2 separate regions of the Homo sapiens genome follow, and region 1 is linked to region 2. The links are chromatin contacts, found by Hi-C in ENCODE. All regions are on one chromosome and are shown on one strand. The core of a region is the stretch at or near the end of the contact, and the rest is flanking DNA. Distances in the headings are between cores, read along the strand shown.

What was found. A loop is a pair of places that touch in the nucleus more often than their neighbours do. Pooled maps may share reads with other maps.
Region 1: a loop to region 2 is called in a map of chondrocyte, with 4 times the contacts of the local background. The contact joins two enhancer-like sites. A Hi-C loop is called at or near these places in 1 of 168 maps with a recorded cell type or tissue (chondrocyte) and 1 of 50 pooled maps.

What each region holds. Positions count from the first base shown.
Region 1 is chr2:236,174,917-236,181,153 of GRCh38, reverse strand. The region is part of intron 1 of GBX2-AS1 (GBX2 and ASB18 antisense RNA 1); the gene reads right to left. Among named protein-coding and RNA genes, the nearest start is that of GBX2, 9.6 kb to the right of the region's middle. RefSeq lists enhancers at 799-1,314, 1,315-1,832 and silencers at 2,774-3,068, 3,274-3,568. Within about 2 kb of position 2,918, at least 3 of the 41 ENCODE cell types and tissues checked have a DNase peak (open chromatin) inside an H3K27ac peak, as active enhancers do.
Region 2 is chr2:235,612,076-235,618,844 of GRCh38, reverse strand. All of the region lies in intron 1 of AGAP1 (ArfGAP with GTPase domain, ankyrin repeat and PH domain 1), which reads right to left. Among named protein-coding and RNA genes, the nearest start is that of TNRC17, 98 kb to the right of the region's middle. Within about 2 kb of position 3,469, at least 15 of the 41 ENCODE cell types and tissues checked have a DNase peak (open chromatin) inside an H3K27ac peak, as active enhancers do.

The DNA of each region.
Region 1 (6,237 bases), core at 1,669-4,168, 560 kb before region 2:
TAATTTCACTAAATTGCTAAAATAAGCCTGAGGAATCTAGAACCCTGCGGAAGATTGAATAGGTATTGAAATTCATTTTCAGAGAGGCCTGCAGGTGGCGCCATAAGCAAACGGTCTTACCCTCTCCCACCAACCTACTCTCCCCAGAATTTAAAAAGGAGGAAAACAGGAAGATCTTAGCTCACATGATAAAGGGGAGGGGAGCCTACGAAAACTACAGATTCGTAAACTATCATATAGAATCGTGCTGCCATAATAAAAAATTCAATAATTAAAATATTGATTATGGAATTGCCTGCTTCCTTTGTATTAAATATGTGCAGTTTATAGTTAATGTGTTTATAAATAAATATAATTTTCAGTTGAATTTTTTATGATACCATAATAACATCCCAATCCTCATTTGTGTGTTAAACGTGTTCTTTAACAAAATTATACATTTACTATTGCAATGTAACTAGCTGGGTTTTCAGCCTTCATCTAATTTTCCAGAATGGTATTTCTGCAGTCCTAACATTCTTTGCTTAATCACTCCGATAAAAACGGTGGATTTCTTTGTAATGCAATTTGTAAGCAAAAAACATGATTGAGAATGCAGTATTTGCTGTCAACTATGTTTAACACAGGGTTTTAATTTAGCGGGTAATTATTCATTTGGTAGACGCTTTTTCCATTCACATTTATTTTCCCTGCTCTTAAGAAAGTTCGTAAGTTTGGAGAACCTTGGAAAACCAGGGTTGTGGCGTATTTGATGTAAGCCAGAGTTTGATACAGATGTTATCGCAAGAGAACATTTTTTTTATCTGCTAAAGACAGGAGGTCACATTAACTCGTAATACAGACACATAAAAATGTGATTATGGGTTCTAAACAGAACGCAGTAGGCTCCTAGTTAACACAATGAGATTTCTAGGAAGTGATGCATAAATTCTTCAAAAATGACACATTTCTCACGTTCCATTCCAATTAAATTACTGAGGCAGCTAACAGCCATGAGCACAAAGTACGGGATAAAATGAGGGTTTGCTTCTTGTAACTGTGTCTCTGTGAAAGTATATTTTTATGAGAAGCAGTTAATATTAAGCTATTATTTTTCAGCTGTGCTGGAAGGGATGTCTTGAGCCTTTCTTGTCGCGCTCTCCCCAGAAGAGCCTCCCCCTTTGTTTCTTGGGTTTGCTGATAGGAAGAGCGCGTTGCTCCACCGGCTACCGCCTTCACCTGGGGCTTTGGAGTGAAAGGGACCAGCCCAGGAAGGGGTCCCCAGCACCAGTCCCCAAGGGTGGGTGTAATCGCTGCCCAGAGGCCCTCAGCCAGGAGATTCAAAGGTGGGAGGCGCCCCCTCCGCTCCGCTCCCCCTACCCGCAGCGCCCGGCCGGGACGGGAGGTGCGGGGCTGGCCCCCACTCGCGATCCGCGAACACGCGGGGCCTGTCCTCCACGCCCAGCTCAGGCTTCAGGGACACGAGCGCCCCGCGGCTGCGCGGCGTGGGAGGGGGTTCCGACAGCCTGCGGAGCCCAGCCCCACCCTCCCCAGACCCGCTGGCAGCAAGAGGGGTTCAGGGCTGTTGCCCCGGGAAGGAGGCCCGAAGAGCTTGCAGCCGCCGGGAGGGGTGGGGCGGGAGGGGGCGTCGGAAGACAAAAGGATGTGAGGCTTTAAATTCAAAAAGATGTTTTGAAAGCCAAGCGCTGGGGTTTGAAAGGCGCTGGGAGGACGGCGGCAGAGCGATCCCAATCAGAAATGCGATTTGAAGTCCTAATGAACTTGATTGCGTGAACATTTATAATCCCCCATGGCCCTAAATGAAATCAGATATAATCAGAAGATACAGGGAAGGGAGTGTTTACAGCCGACGCCGGGCGGCCGCGGGACGGGGAGATGCGGCCCCGGTATTGATGTCGAAAATGATGGATAACGCGGGAATGGCAAATATACTATTTGTCTAATGGCTCGGCAATTAAATTCCCCTGTAAATGACCCATGCCTCATTTCATCCTAATCTATGGAATTTTGATTGAATTCGTCAGCTCTAATTGAAAAATACTGCACTTTAATGTCTGCATTGCAGTTTCAGGACGAGAGTGGTTTTAATGAGACAGTGCCCCCATGACCCGGGAATATTTGAGACTTTTATTCGGAATTTAAAGCCAGGAGATTGCTCGACTGAGCCCTGAGATTTCCTCTCCTGTATCCACGTCCATCCATCTCCAGACGCGATTTAATAAACGCACTTAAGGATAAATGCGCCCCCGACCCTCGCGCCAACGTGTTACCCCACGGGCGCCCCTCCTCGGAATAAGGGACGGCGGAGGCCGGGGAGGCGGGGGAGTTGGGGGGCTCAGAAGGTCCTGGTCCCTCCCCGGCCCAAGTTTCCCTGCCCTCCCTGCCACCCTGGTCCCCAGGCACTGTCGCGGACCCCAGACTCCGCCTTCCCTAGGCCAAACCTAGGCGACCTCCCTGGACTAGGAGGCCTGGCTGCCTGCCACCCGCGCACCGGAAGAAGGGACTCGCGCACTCGGAGAAGGGGCCGGGCCCCGACGCGCTTTATATGCAAATGGCGAGGCGAAGCCATCCCTGAGAAATTAGCTACTTGCTGAAGCATATTTACTAGATTGAAATGAGTTAAAGAGAAACATTTTAAGTCGTGCAAACGAGATAATTGGGCCGCATTAAAGCTGGGGATGTTTGCTCCTTTCAAAAAAAAAAAAAAAAAAAAAAAACCGCCGGAGGAGGAGGAGAGCAGTAAAAGCACGCGTAGAAATGAAGCCCCAGCTGGTCAGAGACCGGAAATCCGGTAGTGCACGGGACGGGTTCCCTCGGGGATCTCGGAGGGGAGACCCCCACCCGGGAGGACTGGAGGCAGCGCCTCTCCCGCCCCGGCGCGCGCAGCCTATTTCCCTCTTTCCAAGGGGCCAATCCCCACCGCGGCCCGCAGGGGGCGCGCTCAAGGCAAGGTCCCGCGGCGAGAACGGTGCCCAGTGGGAGCGAAGGGCGAGGCCAGCCCTTGGTCCTTGGCCGGCAGTTCGGGTCCCGCCTCCAAATTCGCCCCCCTCCCCCCCGCCATCTCCAGCGGTGTTCAAAACTCTGATGGCATGGGGGGGTTGAGGGGGTGGCCCTGGGGAGACGGAGTGTGGGGGCAAGCAAGAGGTCTAGGTGCACGCGTTGCCTATCCCTGGCCCACGAGAATGTAGCTAAGGTTTTGCACACATATTTAAAGTAAAATAATCAAAAATGACAGAAAAGGCTTCTCCCTGGGAAGGCCGTGCCTGGCGCCCTGGCGATGCCAGACTTGGTGCTGAGAGCAGACGACAGAGGGAGGACTCTCCAGGGCCAGACACGGCCTCCGCACCTCCGTCTCGGTTCGTGCAATGGGGATGGCGCTGCGCCCACCCAGTAGAGGCGCTCGCGAGCTCTCCCTTCCCAGGAGAGGCGTCGTATGTTGTGAAATGTCACACTGCATCCTGTTCCATTGGGTGGCCTCTGGTCTGTTTTTAGATGTTCCAGAGGCCGGGCGCGGTGCCTCACGCCTGTAATCCCAGCACTTTGGGAGGCCGAGACAGGTGGATCACTTGAGGTCAGGAGTTCGAGACCAGCCTGGCCAACATGGCGAAACCCTGTCTCTACTAAAAATACAAAAATGAACCGGGCGTGGTGGCACGTGCCTGTAATTCCAGCTACTTGGGAGGCTGAGGCAGGAGAATCGCTTGGACCTAGGAGACAGAGGTTGCAGTGGGCCGAGATTGCGCCACTGCATTCCAGCCTGGGTGTCAGAGTGAGACTCTGTCTCAAAAATTAATTAATCAATTAATAATAAATAAATAAATAATGCCCCAGAATCTGGAGCCCAGAGGCTGCCCTCCCACGGCTACTCTCACTCCGAGAGCACAGGCTTTCGCCCCTGGCTGGCCCGCGCTCCCCAAGCGCCCTGCAGCGTGCTCGCTCCTGCAGCTGCCCTCCTGAGCATCCTCTCTGGGCCAGGCGCCCGGCCCACGTGTGCTACACGATCGAGTTCAGTGCCCAGTGCCCATATCAACTCGTGCTATATTAATTATCCCCTTTTTGAGACACAGTCAGGCCGCTGGTGGAGGAGAGCGGGGATTCCTGCCCACTAGGCAAATAGAACCGCAGATGGGGAGTGGCCTCAGCTGCAGCCCAGGACCCTCAGGCCCAGACGTCCGACGGCTTCCTATCTATCCCCTTCCGGGACCTGCTCAGGGTGAGGCAGAGCCGGGAGAACCTTACATGGATTCTATAAGGAAGCCGAGGCAGATTTTCTAAGATCACCTCCAAAATCTGACGGTATTTCTTACACCTTCAGCAATCACGGAGGTCTGATATTTTTTCCCCATCGTTTATGACAAAGGCTTCTCTGGTGGCCTGGATGTTTAAAATGAAAAGAAACTGGAGATCTTTTTCCTGTCCAACTATAGGACATACCTCTCAGCCCTTCTGACCCCTGGGGATGGACAGTCCTGTCCTACCCTGGATCAGAGCCCAGCCAGCCTCCACTGCGGATGCCATTACTTACGCAGTGCATAGGGGGCGCTCCGGGTGCTTGAGCGCCCTGCACACCCACGAGGCTCTTCAGGTTAATACTTCAAAAATTGTGAAGGCTTAAATAAAACTGTTTCCTGCCATTCCCTCATTAACTATAAAATCTATAGTACTTATTTGAGTTATGTTTACAGATAGGAAATAACCTTGTTAGACAGCTAAAAATATAATGTAAAACTACATTATAAAGTTCACTTCATTTTAAAGTATAAATTTCCAAATAACTTAGAATATGGGGAATTAAATGAACGTGAAGCTTTTTTGGTTAGAATAAAGTTAAACTTTAAAAAGTCACTCATCTCTTAAGCTTTCCAGGATTGTCTTGTTTGTGCTTTAACTGGGTCTACAAGAAACTTGAGAACGGGGAAATTGATAATAATAACCAAGAGATAGACTAGGAATATCAAGGTAACAATTAGATTCTAAAACACTCACCTGCATAAAATAAGGAGATGGGGAGGGAATGAGGTTGGGTAAGTAGGGGAAGAAGAAAGTCCCTGAACTCAATGGAGGCATCAAAGTTGATCACATGATATCCAGTCCAATCATCGTCATTTTCTGAGCCATGATCAGTTTCAGCTCTTTCTAAAGCTTCAATGTTCATTATTGTCACAGACTTCAGGGAACAGGTTTGTCCAGGTGGAGACAAGCCAGATTAGCTTCTGACTTTGGTTCATTTCCCATACCCATACTAGTTTTTCTCACATGCCCAGAGGGAGAGCTGGGAGACAGAGGGCCTGGAAGAGGCCCATTCACAAAGTCACTGTCAGCGGTGGCTGCTGTGCTGTGGCCTGGTCACACTAGGCATCTGACACACACGGGACCCCCCCAGAACCAGCCCCCAGCTCCTCTTCTGGTGTCAATGGCTATGTCCCCTGCAGATAGCAATTGCCCGCCTCCATGTGTGGGTGTAAAGGAACCGCAGGGAAATGACACATGGTCCTGTGAATGACTTCCCCCTGCAGGGGTGTTTTAAAGTCACTGTGCAGAATAAATACTAGATAGCGAAGTCTGAACACCTTTTCTTTAACTCTGTGTTCATCATTTGGAGAGAAAGAAAAAAAAAACACTTGCTACACACACACACACACACACACACACACACACACACACACACGGACCACATGCCCCATGCAAAATGTTTTCATTTCCTACAAAACCCAGAAATGTCCTCTAGGAATGTCTGAGAGACAGCATTCTGGATTCCAACAATTTTCTGGATTTTTCCCACTGTGACTCAAAGAATTACTCTCTCCTCATTCCCTCAGGTTCCTATTTATTTCACACACACTCTAGCAGTTTTTGGTCACTCGCTGGAAATACTTTGGGATCTTTGGATTTGTTCTCTGACCTCACTCTTGGTTCCCTCTTTTTCTAAAGCTTGGGAACTTCAGGCCACACCCATAGGGAGATGTAATTGTTTGCAGCAAAGTCATGCAAATTGAGTTCTCCGTATTTTTTCCCATGATAAATGGAAGAAACTCAAAGGTTTCAAAGGCCAAGGAGGTCACCATTCCCAATTATTTCTGCAATCATCAAGAAGGGGCTGTGTACTTAAAGAACCTGAGGCACTGGGAACAATTGCAGATCTAAAAACAAAGAGGCTCTCCTTCCTGTGAACTCATCCCGACCTTCTTGGCCAGTGGCAGAGAATGATCAGGAGGTGTGACTTAACTGTGGAACTGT
Region 2 (6,769 bases), core at 2,220-4,719:
GGTCACACATTCACAGGTTTCAGGGATTAGGACTTGGGACATCTTTGGGGGCCGTTATTACGTCTACCACATCTACCCACCCAGGTTTTGATTTCTGCTTTTGTTTTGAGGGTTAAATAAGATTATACATACCACATAACAAGAGCTCAGTAATAATAATTATTAACAGCCACTATTAAAATTTTAAGTCTTGTAATTTTAAGCTTTTATGGTACATTATTTAAATATAAGCTTAAAAATGGACCTTAATAAAAAGATAAAATAACTAAAGCCTTTTCATCTATAAATCCTTAACTTGAAGCTTTATGCCTGAATTGAGACTGAAAATTTTTGCACTAATGTGAAATGGGTCTACCAGAAAGTGAAGGTTAGAAAAAAACTAAGAAAGACCAGACCTGCAGGAGGTCAATTAAACTGGACAGATAGGGGCTTCAACTTGCAAGATAGACCAGGTGCCCCATGACAACAGAACCTAGTCACATTCACTCTGTAGAGTAGGATGAAGGCCAAGGAAAACCAACTGCTCCCGAAAAATCACCTACAAAAACCTACTGGAATTTTCCAGCTCTTGTGGTTTAGTAATGATAACACAGAAATTGCTAGCATCCCATGTATTTGGAGCTCTGAGTCAAAATAAACAAAGAAATCACAGTAACTCATGGATATCATGGGTTACACATCATCAACGCAGTAACAGTAAAAGGGAGCAAAAACTGCACGCGCCCAAGACCGAGCACATCCCACCCTCCAAAATGTGTGCGATCACATACAGACGCAGATCTTCCAAGTCTGAGCTTCTCACAGTTACACAAGTTGCATCCTCTTGGTTGATGCTCCACGAGATGTGAGCTACTCAACTCAGTTCAGTTAACTCGCCGGCCCCTACAAACCCACAGCACCACAAGGGAGACTCAGGTCCCCCAACTGCCATCTTAGTATGTATTTAAATTCAAAAGTGCATGCATGCATATCCCAAAACTATGCACTGCATCCACTTACTTAATAAAAGAAATCTGAATTTGGAGTGTTTTTAAAAACAAAAAACAAATACTCATGTATGCAAGACATGTTTCTATCCAAACTATTAGCCAGGCCGCAGAAACAGAGATTATAACTCAAAAACAAATGTTCTTTTGTTTGTTTGAGATGGAATCTCAGTCTGTCGCCAAGGCTGGAGTGCAGTGGCGGGATCTCGGCTCACTGCAACCTCCGCCTCCCAGGTTCAAGCGATTCTCCTGCCTCGGCCTCCTGAGTAGCTGGGATTACAGGTGCCCACCAACATACTTGGCTAATTTTTGTATTTTTAGTAGAGACAGAGTTTCACCATGTTGGCCAGGCTAGTCTGGAACTCCTGACCTCAGGTGATCCACCCACCTTGGCCTCCCAAAGTGCTCGGATTACAGGTGTGAGCCACCGCACCTGGCCAAAAACAAATGTTCTTTACAACAACAAAATTAACAGCAAGCACACTGCTGATTTGGGGCCTCATGATTTCAACCACTATTCTAATTTCCTCTTAAAAATCAAAAACGTTTTCAAGAATTGTTTGTAGAAAAAGTAACTTAGCTGTGCTTTGAACATTAACAAAATCTAATTCTCTGGACATTTTAACCTAGTTTTTGAAAGTTATTATTTTAACTGCTGTTCCTCATCTATTCACACATGTTTGTTTTGTGTTTTAAGAACATTTTTCCCCCTACATTACGATTAATTCTTAAAATTAAAGTCACAATTCCCTGGTAAAGCCACTTCAGCATGCCAAAAGTGAAAGCAAATGTTTCCCTTCTTTACAGCAAATTCATAAAATGTGAGCCCAGCCCAATCCCTAGAGAGCTGATGTGACTTTGACTTTTCAACTCTTTCCAAGCTTAAAAAAAAAAAATAAAAAAAATTTAAAGATGCACGTTTGTTCATTTTACAAGCATCCCTAGGGAAGTTAATAATGGCATTTAAAAATTACAAGATACACCCCTCCTCACTTCAGCGAAGCAACAAAAAAGTACGTTTCCTAAGTGTTAGGCTACAAAATGATTTTTAAAATCATACGTTCAGAATTTTGTTTTCACTATTTGTTTTTAAATCTGTTCAGGACAGAAACATTTATTAAGGGTCTACTCTGTGCTAGGCACCAAGCGTTTTCAAGTTGAACACAACTGGGCAGAATGAAACCACAGGTGGGGCAGGAAGCCAGAAACCTATGAAGTTTTCTATACCCACAAATGTGTTTTATTTAACGAGTTTAATCAATCTAGGGTTAAAAGAAGATAGGCAGAAATGAAATTGCCAGGTCAGAGGTCAAATACATTGTTAGGGTTTTTATTACTGTTTGACAAATTTCTCTCCAGATGGCTATCTCAATTTACATTTTTCCCACTAAAATGTAAAAGGGGAACTATTTTCCATCACCTTCACCAACACTGGGCCTTTGTTTTTAACACTGAACTTAACCAGATGAAAAGAAAGAGGTCACCTTTTTTTTTTTTTTGAGATGGAGTCTCACTCTGTCACCAGGCTGGAGTAGAGTGGCGCACTCTTGGCTCACTGCAACCTCCGCCTCCTGGGTTCAAGTGATTCTCCTGCCTCAGCCTCCCCAGTAGCTGGGACTACAGGTGCACGTCACCACACCCAGCTAATTTCTGTATTTTTAGTAGAGATAGGGTTTCACCATGTTGGCCAGGATGGTCTTGATCTCTTCACCTTGTGATATGCCTGCCTCTACCTCCCAAAGTGCTAGGATTACAGGCTTGAGCCACTGCATCCGGCCCAGAAGTCACCTGTCATTTTAATTGTTACTCTTTAATCAACAAAGCCAAATATATTTATATCTTAATTGCTCCTTTGTTTCTTCTTTTATGAATTTTGTGTCCATTTCCTTTAGTTAGGAAATATTTTTCTTATTGTTTTATAAGAACTCTTTACATATAGAAGACAATGCTCTATATGTAATACATATTTTTGTTGGTCTTTTAATTTTGCTACAAGTGTTTGTGCTGTTCAGAAGGTGTTCTGTTGTTCAGATGCTGTCAAAGTAATCCCCTTTCATTTATTTTCTGCCCTTGAAGTTCATCCCCAAGAATATAGGAACACTCAAAAATTCATTTTTTGAGGAAAGGATTCTGTCTTTGGAATGGCTATGAGCATAAAGAGAAAAAACAATAATTTGACCTAGTTTCACAATAACCCAGCTCCCCAAGAGGCAAAATGCATAGCTATCCTGTGAAGTCAGGGGAGCAGAGGAAAGCTGACCCCACTTCCTTAAAATACTTTCTCTTGGCATTAAAAAATAGGTTGCAATGGCTCAGAGATGAGAATCATGCCAAATGTGCATTTGATCCATGCTTACGGATAAATTTAGGCAAGATTTAATAAATTCTCTGCCTACAAACAGTAGAGAGATAATGCTTTGAAAAAAAATAGCTCAGGCTGTGAGTAAAGAATGGGATCATTCCAACTTTTGGTCATATGAGATCACTCCAATTGTAACAATACTGGCAAGCTCCTCAGTGGGACCCATTAGAAGGCAGTGCGAGGCAGAGCAGGGAGGATGGATGCTGTAGTCACATGCCCTTTGAAGTCTGGTTCTGACTCCCAACCATGTGACCCTGGACAACCCAACCGAGGGTGGGGACGTCCCTGGACCGTGCAAGCTGGCTGGCAGTGGAAGTGACAACACCCACCTCTGTGGGTTGTCATAGCAATCAAATGAAGGAGCAGAGGCTGCTCATTCCCTGCGCGGAGGAGTCAGGCGTACTTGCACTCTTCATGGAAGGGGCTGTAATCATTTGCATTTTATTAGAAATTTTAAAAAACCACACCGCCAGGAAAACCACTCACCTTGAACAGCCTCCTTTATTTGAGCGCACCACACACAGGCAGAAGTTTACTTGGACTTTGACTATTTTCAAGTCGGCCCCAGTGAACCAAATTTGTTGTAAAATATCACATACGGCATTGGGCCCTGAGTAGAGAAAACATCTCAGCTAAACCATTAATTTAATAGCCACAGAATCAAACTGATTCCCTAGGAGGCCAAGAAAACAGGAAAAGACAGCACCCTCTTGGTACCCAACGCTGTGTTCTATTTCCCACAAAAGAATTCACGGTGAATACTGAGTTAGCCAGTCTCGTATCTTCCCTAAGCGTGTGGAAAAAGGGCCCTGCCCCTGAGCCTGGCACACCCCAAACCACAAGCCAATCTGCAACGGGGGTAGAGAGCCAACCCACACTCCTGCAGGCCTGGGTGCTCCAGATGGAAGTGAAACTGCTAACAGATTTTACACCAGACAGCATTCAATGACTTTCCACTGCTCACGGGCTAAAGAGCAAAGCCCCCACCCCTCGCCATGTTTCTCCTTGCCTTTTCTCTCCCTTGAGCTACAACTGCCTTCTTCCCTCCCCAAATACATCCAGCCCATCACAGGCCGTTTGCTGCTGCTCCTCTGGGATGACACACACTCCTATGCCATCTGAGACCTGAAGCAAGAGCAGCGGCTCCCTAGAAAACTCCCACTCGCCAGCAGCCCTTTCCGGATCCCACTTTTGTTATACACGCTCCAGCACCAGCCACCTCCCCGCTTTAAGTGACGCTGGCCACACTGCTAACTGTATGATTATGGGGTGACTCTGGCCAATGTCACCATCCCTTCTAGACTCCAAGGACCCCCTGAGGCCAAAGACCTTGCCTGTTTCTGCTCACCAGCACCAGTAGGGTATCTAGCACATTCGCAGATGTACAATCAATATTTGGTGAATCAATATATGAACAGATACCACGCAAGAAAACTTAGTGCTTTTGAGTATTTGGCCAAAACACACAAAAGGGGGAAAAAAAAAAAACCATACCAAAGATTCTGAATTCTGACTCATGCACAATATTCCCATTAACAAAGGGTTCTTGCAGACTACCACTAGCCAGGTGTCACCTAAGTCCCCTACACAGCAGATGGACAAGGCCACCCTGCGGGCCACACGGCGCCACTATATGCTAATTCACTGTTAATTACAGCCTCTCCTCGAACTGCAGGAGGAGCCTCATTCTACAGGGAGGCCCGCGCCAATTAGGCACATTCACAAAGGAATATTTTAAAGTAATTACCAGCTTATATTCATCTTTCTTTTAATTTATCAGTAGATCACCTGGAATAATAGCAATAAAGTGGTTCTAGTTATCTGTGATTTATTTTCCTCTTTTATTCTCTTCCTTACCATTTCTTGTAGTTTTTTCAGGGAGAATGGGGAGATAAAGGGAGAGAGGCAAGAAGGCGTTATTATTTACCTAAAAACACTTTCCCTGGCCTCTATCTCCTTAAGGAGAATGAAGAGTTCTGTTGGTTTCTGAATCCACAGTTTCTGCTCAAAAAGATATAAGTCTTCTCATTGAAGGAAGGAAAAAGGTTTGGGTAACAGCTCTCAAAATATGCATTAAGTGTAAACAACTTTGGATTTTAAGATAGAACCCATTTGCTTATCAAATAAGCTGCCAAATTAAAAGGTGCTTACATCCCCAGGGCTGCTTGCCTCAAAAATCTCAGGTAAATAATATTAAATGTGGCCGGGTGCAGTGGCACAGGCCTGTAATCCCAGCACTTTTGGAAGCCGAGGCAGGCAGATGACTTGAGGCCAGGAGTTCAAGACCAGCCTGGCCAAAATGGCGAAATCCAGTCTCTACTAAAAATACAAAAATTAGCTGGGCATGGTGGTGCCTGCCTGTAATCCCAGCTACTCAGGAGGCAGAGGTTACACTGAGCCGAGATCGTACCACTGCACTCTATCCAGCCTGGGCGACAGCGTGAGCTCCATCTCAAAAAAAAAAAAAAAACAAAACTGAAATGCAAAATTCTCTTGTTACAATCTATACGTATTTGCTAACCTCACCTGGGAAAGAGAGGTTAACTCCAAATTAGAAGGACATCCTTAGGCATCATCAGAGATGCCTCACATTGGAGAGATAAAAGGCCACAAACATAACCTGGGCGGAGTCTCACTGGAAGCAGAAGCCAGAATCCAGAGACGTGGGGTCATTCCCTCCACAAGATCACAACATCGGCTGGCAGGCCAACCTGGAAGCAGGTGCCAGGTATGCGTCCGGCATGCAAGCCCAGGTGGCACTCAGCACACCTGGCCGGCCACCCCATGCAAAAGGACCACTGTGCCCAAGCAACCCTGGATGCGCTGGTCAGGATTTCCCAAGTTTGGTACACGTGAACCACAACTGTTCTTAACATGAGTTTCATGCATTTGCAGGTTCTAAGGAGTCAGGGAGACCCCCACACAGTCACGTTCTTTTCCCTTAGCACCTGAATACAATCAGCTATTAAGTAAGTATTTGTCAGTTTGAATAAGTACAAAGGCAAAGACCAATTCATAGATCATCTGGAAGGGCCCAGCACTCTAGGCGCTGCCCCTGAGATCTCATTACCAGGGCCAAGGGCTCCAGCTGACATAAATTATTTACTGCTGTCCTTGCCCTCTGATTATGCACACACATTAAATGCAACCAAGGGGCATCTGAGCCCCACTTTAACCAGGCACCGCCTCCACGCCACAGGAGGGGTGCAATCAATTCACAAGCACCCCTGAGATGAAAGGTGCTGGTGTAAAATCTGTCCACTCTCTCTTCCAGCACTGCGAACCCGCCCAGCGTACACCCAAGCAGCAGGTTACCTGGGCTTCACTGAGAAAAGAAAACGTGTGAAACAATAAGCCATCTGGAAAACAAAGTCCTGAAATTGCACTCAGATTACGATTACAAGTAGAAAATAAAGCATGT